2 separate regions of the Mus musculus genome follow, and region 1 is linked to region 2. The links are chromatin contacts, found by Hi-C in ENCODE. All regions are on one chromosome and are shown on one strand. The core of a region is the stretch at or near the end of the contact, and the rest is flanking DNA. Distances in the headings are between cores, read along the strand shown. Region 1 holds the start of Tmem18 (transmembrane protein 18). Region 2 holds the start of Eipr1 (EARP complex and GARP complex interacting protein 1).

Evidence for each region. Hi-C counts contacts between places; a loop is a spot of excess contacts on that map.
Region 1: a loop to region 2 is called in a map of T-helper 1 cell, with 5 times the contacts of the local background. The contact joins the promoter of Tmem18 here to the promoter of Eipr1 in region 2. A Hi-C loop is called at or near these places in 2 of 37 maps with a recorded cell type or tissue (T-helper 1 cell and regulatory T cell).

The regions. Positions count from the first base shown.
Region 1 is chr12:30,581,293-30,587,277 of GRCm38, reverse strand. Tmem18 (transmembrane protein 18) reads right to left here and starts at 2,835. Exons shown (of 5, transcript NM_172049.2): 1 at 2,716-2,835; 2 at 1,688-1,808; 3 at 24-78. The coding sequence starts at 2,772.
Region 2 is chr12:28,749,130-28,755,119 of GRCm38, reverse strand. Eipr1 (EARP complex and GARP complex interacting protein 1) reads right to left here and starts at 3,301. Exons shown (of 9, transcript NM_201357.3): 1 at 3,116-3,301. The coding sequence starts at 3,157. Trappc12 (trafficking protein particle complex 12) reads left to right here and starts at 4,720. Exons shown (of 12, transcript NM_178811.5): 1 at 4,720-4,958.

The DNA.
Region 1 (5,985 bases), core at 1,586-4,085, 1.8 Mb before region 2:
AGAGCATGAGAAGCCAACTTTACCTCCAGTTCACTGCAGCCACTTCGTTGATGTACTCGGCACTATAGACTAACACTACTAAGAAAACATAGAAAACTTATGTTAGAATTTTGTGACCAATTACAATCACTAGAGAACGAGATAATAGATCTTTACGTGTTCAACAGAATACCAAAACCAAATGTAATTCCTATTTTAACTATGATATGGTAAGGACTCTAAAATTGTCAAGTTATAAAATATGCCCACTTAATAGGAATCAGAAAAAGATCAACACATCTGTGACATGCCAAGGGTCTTACCCAAACTCCCATGAAGCCGTTCTATCCTGGCAGGACCACCACCAGGATCCAGGTGCAAATCTCGGTCTTATCACCTCAGCATTTGTGAAGAGGAAGTAAGCAACTGCAGTGGTTTTTTATTCTCTGAGATTGTAATGAGCCATAAAGCATACAGAGCACACAGCAGTGTCTGGGGTTCCCCAAGAACTCCTAGGGTTATCCCTCTCCAAACTGCAAGTGCATGCATTGTCCTTAATCTTAAGAAGTTGATCCATCTTTCAAGGTCCTTCCCCCGAGACTGCCGTGCACACTAGCTCTGCACCAAGTTCTCAACCTGGCCCTCTCACCTGCTCACCCCTATGCCTCTCCACTCTGCCTGCAGAACTCAGGCTCCTCCATATAGTCCCATGTACAGACCTCAGTTCTTATCAAAAGAATCATTACAACTGGCACCAGGACAATTAGAAAGCTTCTATGGTTAACTACTGAATCCCAAGTGTCCCCAAGGAAGCCATGCTAAGTTTAGGAGTCTATTTTGCTTACCAGTGTAACCCCAAAATTTCTCAGGTAAAATATTCCAAATGAAGAATGGACACCTTTCTGTTGTAAGCTCACATTTCCTGCCTCTCGGTTCCCTGGTTAACTGTCTAAAATCAGCTTTTCCACTCATCAAGAAAACTCTCCCCACCCTTCCAGTGTCCACAAAAATCAAGTATTTACCCTGTAACCACTCAGTTTGGGACACTTTGCTCCTGGGGATTGTGGTATCTGACCTATGAGCCAGCTTCCTTCCCATGTCCCACCCTGTATTTTGGGGGCTCTGAACACTTATTTTCACTGGGGCCAGACCTCACACCTAGGCCAGTCAGCTGTTACTCATCTTTTCTTCCTGACATTTTACTTTGTATCCTTCTGACCCAACTGAGGGGCCCAAAATAGTGAATGTCCCCATTTGGCCAAGTACCAGAACTTTTACTGTGTGCCTGTTTCTGTGCAATAAAGACTCTATCTTTCTCCATTTCACGTACCTAATTAATCCCTACATAGAATTCCTAAAGCCATTATCTTTAAAAATAACCAAAAGTAATATTATATGCATAGTCTGATTTCCAGAGCAGGCAGTATGGGACTAACCCCAGCAAGAAAACATCTACATGAGAGATAAATTGCACTGAACTCAAAGCAGGAATTATCTGTGTAAGAGTCAGCATAAGAGAATCAACATCTTAGTGTACAGATGTTTGGCATCCTTAGTGACCAACCTAGAACATGTCCAAAGATTACTTCATGATCTCCATATAGAAATGAAGGCTTGGGAAACGCTGTGAAAACACAACGCAAACAAACCCAGGGGCAGTATCGCAGCAATGAGAGTGAGCAGAGGGATTCAAGGTTCTCCTACTCACCCAGACACAGGAAGTGCCCGATCTGTAGCTTATACCTCTGTGAGGAGAAGCAAGTGAGAAGGAGGCACAGCAGGTGGAAGGCAAGGAGTCCTAGGAGCCACGGCTCTGTCCAGTCTGTCTCCTGTGAGGAGATAGCGTTAGAAACCTGGAGGGCAGCGAAACGAAACTGCTTTCCTGTGGGGAGTGGGAGCTACTGGTCCCTTCCATTGAGTTTGGGGGTCTTCCATTGGTGTTTGTATACAACCAGAACTCTCAGACAAGCAGGAGCAAGCGAGAGGAAACAGCGATGCCTCAATTGCAAACACAGTCACAGATTTTTATATAAAGATTTTAAAGTCTGAGCACACAGGATGGAAACTACTGTCCACTTGCCTCTTTGGACTGGGTGAAATCTAGAGGGTTATTATCAACTAAACTAACGAGCTAAGTAAAGTCATGTTAACTTGGAATGTGTGAAGCTGCGTACACCAAGCTCCTCTGTGCATGGAGGTCTGGAAATGAGAGCCATCCTAACCTGCAGAGCTGACTGTCCCTGACACTTCTGCACCATGCAGCCGGCTAGTGTGCTTTGGGGTCTTAAGTACAGTCCCCAAGGCTCCAATCTTTCTGATTCTGTCTCCAACTAATATTAAGTTCCTAGTCCCGACTTCTTAGAGCTTCCCATGCCATTTTCCAAGGGCACGGCTCCGCAAGGCAAGACCAGCTCCTCTATCTGGAGCCCTAAAGCTCTTGGGGACAGCTTGAAGTCCAGTTACTGGGTAACGCTCATCTCTTCTGTGCCACATCGGAAAGACAGCGCACTTGAGAGTCTCTCCAGACACTGGCAGGGAAGTCAATGTATGGCGCTAAGACGCCACCGGGGTGAACACTGGTGTTGGGGACTCAGAGGACGGCCGGTGCGCACCCGGGAGCTGCCCCATCCAGCGGAGCAGGGAGCGGCTTCAGGCAGCCCGCCCGCCCCTGCGCAGTTCTCGCAAGAACTAGCAAACCCCACCAAACGCCGGCGCCACTTAGAGCCTGCGAGTTACCATGATCACCGCAGGGATGCTGACTGGGAAGGATCGGACTGAGTATGCGGACGACATCGCGCCAGGGATCCCAACAGCCGGGACGAGTCCGCAGCTTCCGACAGCCGGGAAAGGCGCTTAGACTTCTCGCGAGATCTACGGGTACGAACCTGGCGCTTGGCTCTTCTCGCGAGAGTTCTGACTTTTTTTTTTTTTTTTTTTTTAAAAGAGCGTCCAACTTTCGTTATTGCAGTAGTGCATTTCTGTAAGAAGTGTCAACGTGCTCACCTAGTTCTGTTTCTTCCAGACTGCCCAGAAAGCGGAGGGTTCGTGGGTTCCACAGATGCAGCCGGCGGCTGGGGAGAGTTTGCCAGGGTCCGATGGCATCCTTGCTCCAGTAGCCCGCCAGGCAGCCGGCAGGAATCCCACTTCTACCCCAGTGGGATAAGGACACCAACCCACCCACAAAACTTTTCACCTCAAATTTGTCTTGCCTAAAAGAAATGCAGGCACAAAGATGAAGCAGAGACTGGAGGAATGGCCAACCAATAACCAGCCCAACTTGAGACCCATCCTATGGGCAAGCACCAATCCCTGACACTATTAATGATACCCTGCTATGCTTGGGGACAGGAGTCTAGCATAGCTGTCCTCTGAGAGGCTCCAGCCAGCAGCTGACTGAGACAGATGCAGAGACCCACAGCCAAACACTGGACTGAGGTCGGAGACTTTTATGGAAGAGTTGGGGGAAGGATTGAAGGTCTTTAAGGGGCTGGGAACCCCACATGAGGGCCAAAAGAGTAACTAACCTGGACCTCTGGGAACTCTCAGAAACTGAGCTGCCAACCAAAGAACACACATGGGATGGACCAAGGCCCCTGAAACATAAACAGCAAAGGCGCAGCTCAGTCTCCATGTGCACACACACACACACACACACACACACACACACACACACACACACACACACAACTGGGGCAGAGGCTCTCCTAAAGCTGTAGCCTGACTGTGGTATCCATAGCCCAACAGGCCTCAGTGGGAGAGGATGTGACTAATCTGGCAGAGACTTGATGCACCAGGGTTGGGGGAATACCCAGTGGGGGCTCACCCTCTCAGAGGAGATAGGGAAGGTGGGAAAGGGTCTCTGTGAGGGGTGACCTGAAGGGGGTAGCGTTTGGGATGTAAATAAAATGAAATAAAAAGTCCCAGGATGAATATAGTGTCAGGTCTCACCATGCTGGATAGATAGCAGCTGAATCCTATAATCCACACAGCCCTTACCCAGAGAAATGGGCTGCCAATGGTGTCTGTACCACAGGATTCCTGTCCCACGAAACCGAGATAGACATTCCATCAATAGGACATAGTGAAGCAGCCCTATCCAGTAGACTGGTGCATATGGTATCTGCCCCCAAGGCCAGCAATGAATATACAGTCAGTACTTGCAGATGTAGGATGGGCACAGTATTCTTCCCCTTGGCCATTCACATCCTAACTCATTGATCTAGAATAGACAAAGATAGTGGTGTTTCTATGGATCTATGGGATAAACATGGCCCTAGTAACCTTGTGTGGCTGGCGATGCTATCCCAATTCTGGGGTGGTAGATTGCTCAAGGGTGACATAACACTGGACAGTTTGGAGTATCCACGATCATGCAGACTGAGCCATCTTACTTTTACACATGTTATTGGAGAAGGGGCAGGCCATGGAATATGAACTGGTAATGCATTGTTTAATGGTTTTAAGTCAATCCACAGGAGGCTGTTAAACACAATTAGTTCATGTGTGAAGTTCTCCTAACTGCTCGTGTAAACAGTGAGGACCCAGGATTCTAAGTCTTTATGTCAGAACATAAACCTGTGCACACGTGCATGGCCTCTGTCATATGATCAGGGCTTGCTCTTTCCCTTGGTGGTGTGATCACTGATGCCATAGCCACCTCCACTAGTCTGAACAGTGACAGTCATAGTCTGTCTTCTTCACCGTTTAATGGGCTCTGATGTAGTAGTCCAATATCCTCCATCCATTTAGCATTGCCCAACCTAAGGCTTCCTCCTCTCTCCCAGAGGCACGCCCAGGCTGTCTTTGTTACCTCCTCTGTACTTTTCAGATTTGGGCTACTCTGCTTCTCAGGTATGTGCTCCACCCAAAGTATGCCTCTTCACCAAAGGTATGGAAATGGGGAAGAAAAAGAAGAGGAGGAGGAGGGGTGGGGGAGGAGGAGTGGGAGGAGAAGCTGGTGGTGGTGTCAAGGTCATTTGGATGTGCTCTAAAGTTGTGCTTTAAGGAACACAGGGCGTGTCCACGATACCCAGCCGAGGACCCTCCCTATTCAGTGGTTTTAGTGTCATTTGTTTAGAGTTGGTGTGTGGGTTAGCTATTCCTGATGATTTTTGGACCGACATCAGTGAGGATATGAAATGAAGAGTAACTGTAGTTGCTCTGTCATGGTGATGGGGTCCACCCTTCTGGCCAATTTGCAACCAAGGAAATTAAAAGCATCCATGATGGTGACATGGGACTGAATTCCTAGGCTGTGGAGTCAGCCATGAGTACCTATTATTAAGCGATCTGCATTGCTTTCCCTGGCTTGCCCCAGCTCAAACTCCTCCACAGGCAGCACATGAGGACTCTTACCTTCATTTCGAGGTACCTGAAGTCTACGATTTCCTCTACACCTGTACTGTGTCCCTGCCGCAGGCTTCTGTCTCACAGACAGTTCTTTATGCCACAGCTAGAGATCTCTCAACACAGACAAGACTTCTCAAGTGCTTCGTGTGAACACTTCACAGCTGTCCTTTGCCCTTGAGACCCCTTACCCCTTCCATTGTCAGGCCAGGCCCTCCTCTTCTGGCCAGGCCCTGTCTTCTTTTCTCAGCGCTCCTCCCTTTGTCCCCCAGCCCTTTGGCTCTGATGCCATGGTGTCCTCACAGTCATCCAGGCCTTTGGAGTCCCCTGGCTGCTCACTTTCACCTCTTCAGCCTTGTCCTCTGTGTGCTGGCGTCTCTGGGCTGCTCTAACAAGGTACCGGCAACTCTGGTGGAAGATTAGAGGGGAAGAAGGATCCCTCGCTCCTGGAGATCAGTGTTCCGGGCTGATGAGCGAGTCCAGCTCCCGAGTGTTCCGGGCTGATGAGCGAGTCCAGCTCCTGAAGGCCCTGGCACACTCTACCGACCTCCTCTCAATCCGGGTGCTGCAGAAACCCAACACACATTTGGTGGGCAGGGTCTTCCTTCTGAGTTTCTTCTTTTGGTTTGAGCCCAGCCTGACCTCCCACAGTTTCACCTA
Region 2 (5,990 bases), core at 2,052-4,551:
CTTGGATGGACATTTGGACAGCCTTAAACCAGTTTGTGAAATGGTTAATCCTTTGTGGATCTAGAAATCCACACAGACACATGCCAAAATTGGGGCCTATTAGTAACACCTCAGAACCTTTGAGCTTTATGTGCCTTTTAAAGACCTAGCTTAGGCCACACTGACTGCTGAAAGGAAGAAGGTGGTCAGCAAGGCTAGAACTCAGGTTTACCCTGCTGGGAAGAAAGCAGGGGATGGGCTCCACCTAAGATTAGTACACAAAGACCTTCAAATGCAACTTGAGGTCACACAAATGATACAAGGACTAGAGTACCCAAAAATAGGGCCAGAAGAGGACCCAACTGAGAGCGAATGACTATTTTACATTAAAAGTCTTTTCTGCATTTCAAGTTGATGACGACAGGCGGAGCAGGCTAAGGATGCATGTCCACTCCTGCCTCCCCTTCCGCACACTTAGACGGACATTAAAGACAGCCTTAAACCAGTTTGTGAAATGGTTAATCCTTTGTGGATCTAGAAATCCGTCAAGTATTCTTTATCCCTGAGCCATCTCTTCAGGCCTTCTTTCTTTTGAGATAACTTTTGGTAGCATATTTGAGACAACTTTCGGCCAGCCGGGTCTACAGAAGTGAGTTCCAGAACAGCCAGGACTACACAGAGAAACCCTGTCTTGGGCTGGAGAGATGGCTCAGTGGTTAAGAGCACTGACTGCTCTTCCGAAGGTCCTGAGTTCAAATCCCAGCAACCACATGGTGGCTCACAACCATCTGTAATGAGATCTGTCACCCTCTTCTCTGGTCTGTCTGAAAACAGCTACAGTGTACTTAAGAAACCCTGTCTTGGGTTGGGGAAAGACGGTGAGAGGACAACAAGCTAGCTAAGACATTTGTCAACTGAATAATGAATAGACCCACTAGGAAAATATGCTACCAAAAGTTATCTCAAAAGAAAGAAGGCCTGAAGAGATGGCTCAGGGGTGAAGAATACCTGTTGCACTTCCAGAGAACCTAGGTTCAATTCCTAGTACCCAAATGGTAGCTCACAACCATCTGTGGCTCCAGTGCCAAAGGATCTGAGGAGTTCTTCTGGCTTCTGTGAGCACATGCACTGCACAGACAGAAAAGCAAGCGAAACACTGATACACAGAAAATAAAAATAAATAAATCTAAAAAAAAGAAAGAAAAGAAGTAAGAAGCCTGAACAGCTACCACCAGGAACTACACTGTGACCAGGGTGGCGTGAGAGTAGAAGGCCGGGTAAGCAGCACCATGCTGCTCTGACTGCTGCACAGCCCCAGTGGGAGCTCCCCAGTGTAACGATGCTGTCCTATGGAGACAATCACATGCTGACACAAACAAGAGGCTTCTGGAGACCTGTCAGGAAGGAAGCTGAATCTAGCATTGGAATTCCGTCCCAGTATTCAGGCATTACCCAAAATCTGGAGAACTGTGCCTGTGAGTAACCATAAAGATGAAAGTAAATAACGTAATAATAATAAATAAATAGCAGCTAAGAGTAACTTGATACTCACGGAGAGGCTCCAGCACCCACATCAGGTGGCTCACAACCACCTCTAACTCCAATTCCAAGGAATCCAGAGCCCTCTTCTGAGCTTCCTGGGCACCAGGCACACATGTGGAGCACATGCATGCACCCAGAGAAAACACTCACATGCACACAATGAAAATAAATCTTCTGGAAAGCACACATGTGTGGGATGCCCCAAGCACATAGGCTTCCTCAGGAAGCAGCAGGCTGACTGTAGGCCTGCTAAAATCATGGAAAATGAGAGCAGGCCCTGTAGTGTTCCCCGAGTCCTCCCAGTGCTTCTGAAGTTCCCACTGAACTGGTAGTACACAGAGCAATCTGAAGACAGTTCATTAAATGTGTGTGTGTGTGTGTGTGTGTGTGTGTGCGCGCGCTGTCTTAGTTAAGTCAGGCTTGCCTGTCCACTTTAAGGTTTACACTGACTACTGGGGCTATGCATCTCACTTAAAAATTATCACAGTCCATAGACAGGCCCCTCTGAGATAAATTGGAACATCTCCCAGTAACTTCCATTTGTACTTAGGCTTCCAAAGGAACACTAAAAATTGACTCTGAACATATTCCACACATTTCTTCTCATTTTGCAAGTAAATACACTGATACCCCAGATGAGTGAAACACCCTCAACAAGCTCAGTAGCAGTATCTAGGCATAGCCTCACTCTGTCCTGCATTGTCTGACCTTAGCCCTACCATATGATACCTCTATGCATCCATAGCCTCATTCTTTATCTGTATAGTGGGTATTCAGAATCACCTGCAGAAAGCTGAGTTTCTCCTCCCATCAGAAGTGAAGGACAACCCCACAAAGCAATCATTACAAATTTGTGTTCAAGAGCACACAATGTCCAAGGATTTTATTTTTATGGAAGGATCACAAAAGAAAGGAGTGAGGACAATGAGGCTACACTGGATTTGATCCCATCTAGATGATGTCAGATGTAATTCCCAGGACAACAAAGAATAGACAAGAATATTCTTGTAGGAATAGAGGAGTGTAGAATAGTCGTCCTGATTCCTAGCATGGGAGTTCTGGATACCCAGGAAGGCGCTGAGAATGGCAGAAGTCTCCAGTGAGCTCTTAGCAAATCATGGTCCAGGTCTGAAGAACTCCCTGGGAGATGGAAACCCTCATCCCACTATTGACTCGAATCTGTAACGAGTTTAGTAGCTATTGAAATAAAAAGTTCATAAGGAAAAAGGCAAGTATATTTCCAACCTGAGTGAGCAAAATGCTTCATAACAGACCAGCCAGCCAGCAACTCCCCTCCCCACGAAGTCCCTCTTTAATGCTCTTGTACTGAGCAGTATCCAACACACAACTCAATGGTCAATAATTGCTACTCAAGACCCCAGAAGTGCGAGTGTAATCAAGTCACCTGCGAGGCCGAGTGCTCACCCTCTGCTGTCTATGCCAGCCCTGGCCCTCACTTGGCCACACTCCCTGCGCGTACCCTCTCCCCAAATCCGGGCCTTGAAGCCCAGAATCCTTGGAACCAGACTGAGTGTGGGCGCTCTCTGGTGAGGGCCAGGCACAGGCGGCACCTCACCGACTCCGCCATGCTCACCTGGAATTCCAGCCCGTAAATCACCGGGGCGTCGTCTTCCATGATACTCTGCCTACCCAGCTACTCACGCCTCAGAGCTCGAGTCCCCCCTCACCAGGGATCGCTCAGAACCCATTCATTCCCCGCCTGAAAAATGGACTACGAGACCCAGACCGGCTCCCTGACGGCTCACTTCCTGTTTTCTTCGTCGCGTCATCAATACGCTCCTCCCCGGTGGCCAATGGCAGCTGGGCCTTTATTCTGCGCATGCTCATTTGGCCTTTCATGAGACCCAGCAGCTACAGGAGATCCTGGGTTGGAAGGCCGGGCCCGGAGCAAAAGCAGCGGGAATGGACGTCCATCAGGGCGGCGCTCTTATCCTGCGCTGCTCCCTCAAGTTCCAAAGATCTGAGCCCTAAAGAGAACAGTTAACTTGGCATTATGGTTGGCAGAGCTTTACTCCTAAACCGTGGTCCTGAGCACCAGAGCACTGCCCAACCCACTGCCAGGACCTTCGATCCAGCCTCAGAAGCAGGCTCTTAGATGTCCATTTAAAGATAAGATGCTGCAAGCTTGAGTCAAGACTGTGGTGATGGTGTAAGTGGGCAGTGACATACAGCGAGCGGTGTGCACTTCACGTAACCACCCAGTCCTGCACAGAGACACAACTAAGCCCACGATCTAAACTGTCCAGAGCTCTCAGAGACAGAAGGCTCTAGGACCTGGCATGGAAAATACTGCAAGAATGCACCATAGGAAATGAACTGTCTTGGTTCTATGAAGTTCTGGATCTCCACACGCGTTTCTTCTGTGTTTTGACTTTGCCATTATCTCTTGACTGACCTTCATGACAGCAGTTTCTGTGATGCTACCATTAGCCCCCTTAGTAGTCATCCATTGCCCACCTTTGTCTTACCTTGACTTTCTGATAAAACCTCTGGCAACTAGCTTCCACCGATCCCAAAGCTATGAAAGTCATGAGATAGCACCTGAGACCTACCCACCTACCCACTGCTTCCGAAGTGTGCTTAAGAAGTAGGTATTTTTGGTTGTTACTGTAAAACTTCATCAAATTGTTATCATGTAGGGCAGAATCTACGGTGACCTGAATCTATGTTCCCAAGCTATAGTCACTCACAGAATAAATTCTTCTTCCCTTTGAGATGAGAGCTGTGTTTTTACGTTGTCATAGAAATGTGACACAGAAAATCAAGAAAGCAAGGTTCTTGACTTGAGGACGATTCTCAACCAACCATGAGTTCAGCAAGCAAGGCTGACTCTTGACTCCTTAATTCCTCCCCGCAACTTTACGGATGTTAGCACACACTGCCACAGACACAAGGGGGGAAACGTGGAGAATCAACTAGCACAAAGATAAAATCCTAGGAAAAAACATCCTTGGTTGGTGACAGGCCCAAGGACAGACGATTTTCTTCAATCTCCAGGACCATCCTTGTCCCCTACCCAGTTTGGCCTTAGGCCCCGCCCACAGCTCTTGAGCCGGATATGCGCCCGGCTTCCAGTGGAGAGCTTAGCGGCTCCCAAACTGAGCATGTGCGGAAGTCGGGTCTCCGCGGCCAGCACACGCAGACGCACAAACGCGCGGGACCTTGGATCTTGAGTTTACTTCCGGTCTTCCGTCATCTCTTCGGACCCTTTTCGCCTGTGGGTGACCCGACCTCAGGGGCGGGTGGCAGGTGAGGAGCGGGTCGCAGTGAGGAGGGTCGCCGGTACCCTTGACCTTCCCACAGAGGGCGGCGTCCTCGCGTAATCAACCGCTCTCGGCCACGCAGAGTAGCCCCACGAGGGGCTGGCTCCTTCGGGCTTTAGCCAATTCTGTGTGCTCCCTGTGGTTTTGGACAAGGTACACACCCTCCTGACCTCGGTTTTATGTGTATAAAGTGCGGGTTCGTTAGCATGCTTAGAAGGTGCCCGTGTTACATCACCAGTGTTCGAGCTATGTTTTTGGTTTGCCCCAACTTTTGCTCCTGTCGACCTCGGTGTGTCATAGCCCCACAATAAATGAAGCACTGCAGTAAGCCAGAGTCGGGGTTAAGAGATAGAGGATGGGGTGCCATAGACATAACCTGACCACTGACGAATGAGTAGTGTTGTGTGGGAAAAGTGATTCCTTCCTGTAAGCATTCGGGAGATTGTGATGTGGAATATTTTAAGTTTGAGGTCAGTCTGGGCTAAATAGGGAGACACCCCAACCCCCTCAAAAGAAAGAAAGAATGAATAGAGTCTAAAAACTAAAACAAGGGTTGACAGGATGGCTCAGTGTCTGTCACCATTCCTGATAATCTGAGCTGCATCCACAGGACCCACACGATGGAAGAAGAGTTGTTCTTCCACATGATTGTCTTCTGACCATAAATAGACAAATGAATAAATACAGTAAGACGAGGTGTTGGTGCTGAGCCTGTATCATTTGAGAAGTAGAGGCAGGATGTTCAGGAGTTCAAAGTCGTCTTAGGCTATATAACAAATTTAAGGCCAGCTTAGGTTACCTACGACCTTGATTTATAAAAACAAACTCTCACACATATTAAAAAGCTAAATAAATGTTAAAAAAAAAAAAGTATCAGCCAGCCAGTGTGTGGTGAAATCGGAGTGTGTGTATGCTGTTGCAGGAAGGAACTGCAGGTCTGTGATTGCTCTTGGCAGTGGTGGTCCTTTTCTCTGAGCGCTCAGGAGGCACAGGCAGACTGATCTCTGAGTTCGAGGGTAGCCTGATCTACAGAGTGAGTTCCAGGACAGCCAGGGCTACTTGGAGAAACTCTCTCTTTAAAAACAAATAAGTGGTCGGGCAGTGTTGGTGCATGCCTTTAATCCCAGCAATTGGGAGTCAAAGGCAAGCAGTTTTCTGAGTTCAAGGCCAGCCTGATCTACAGAG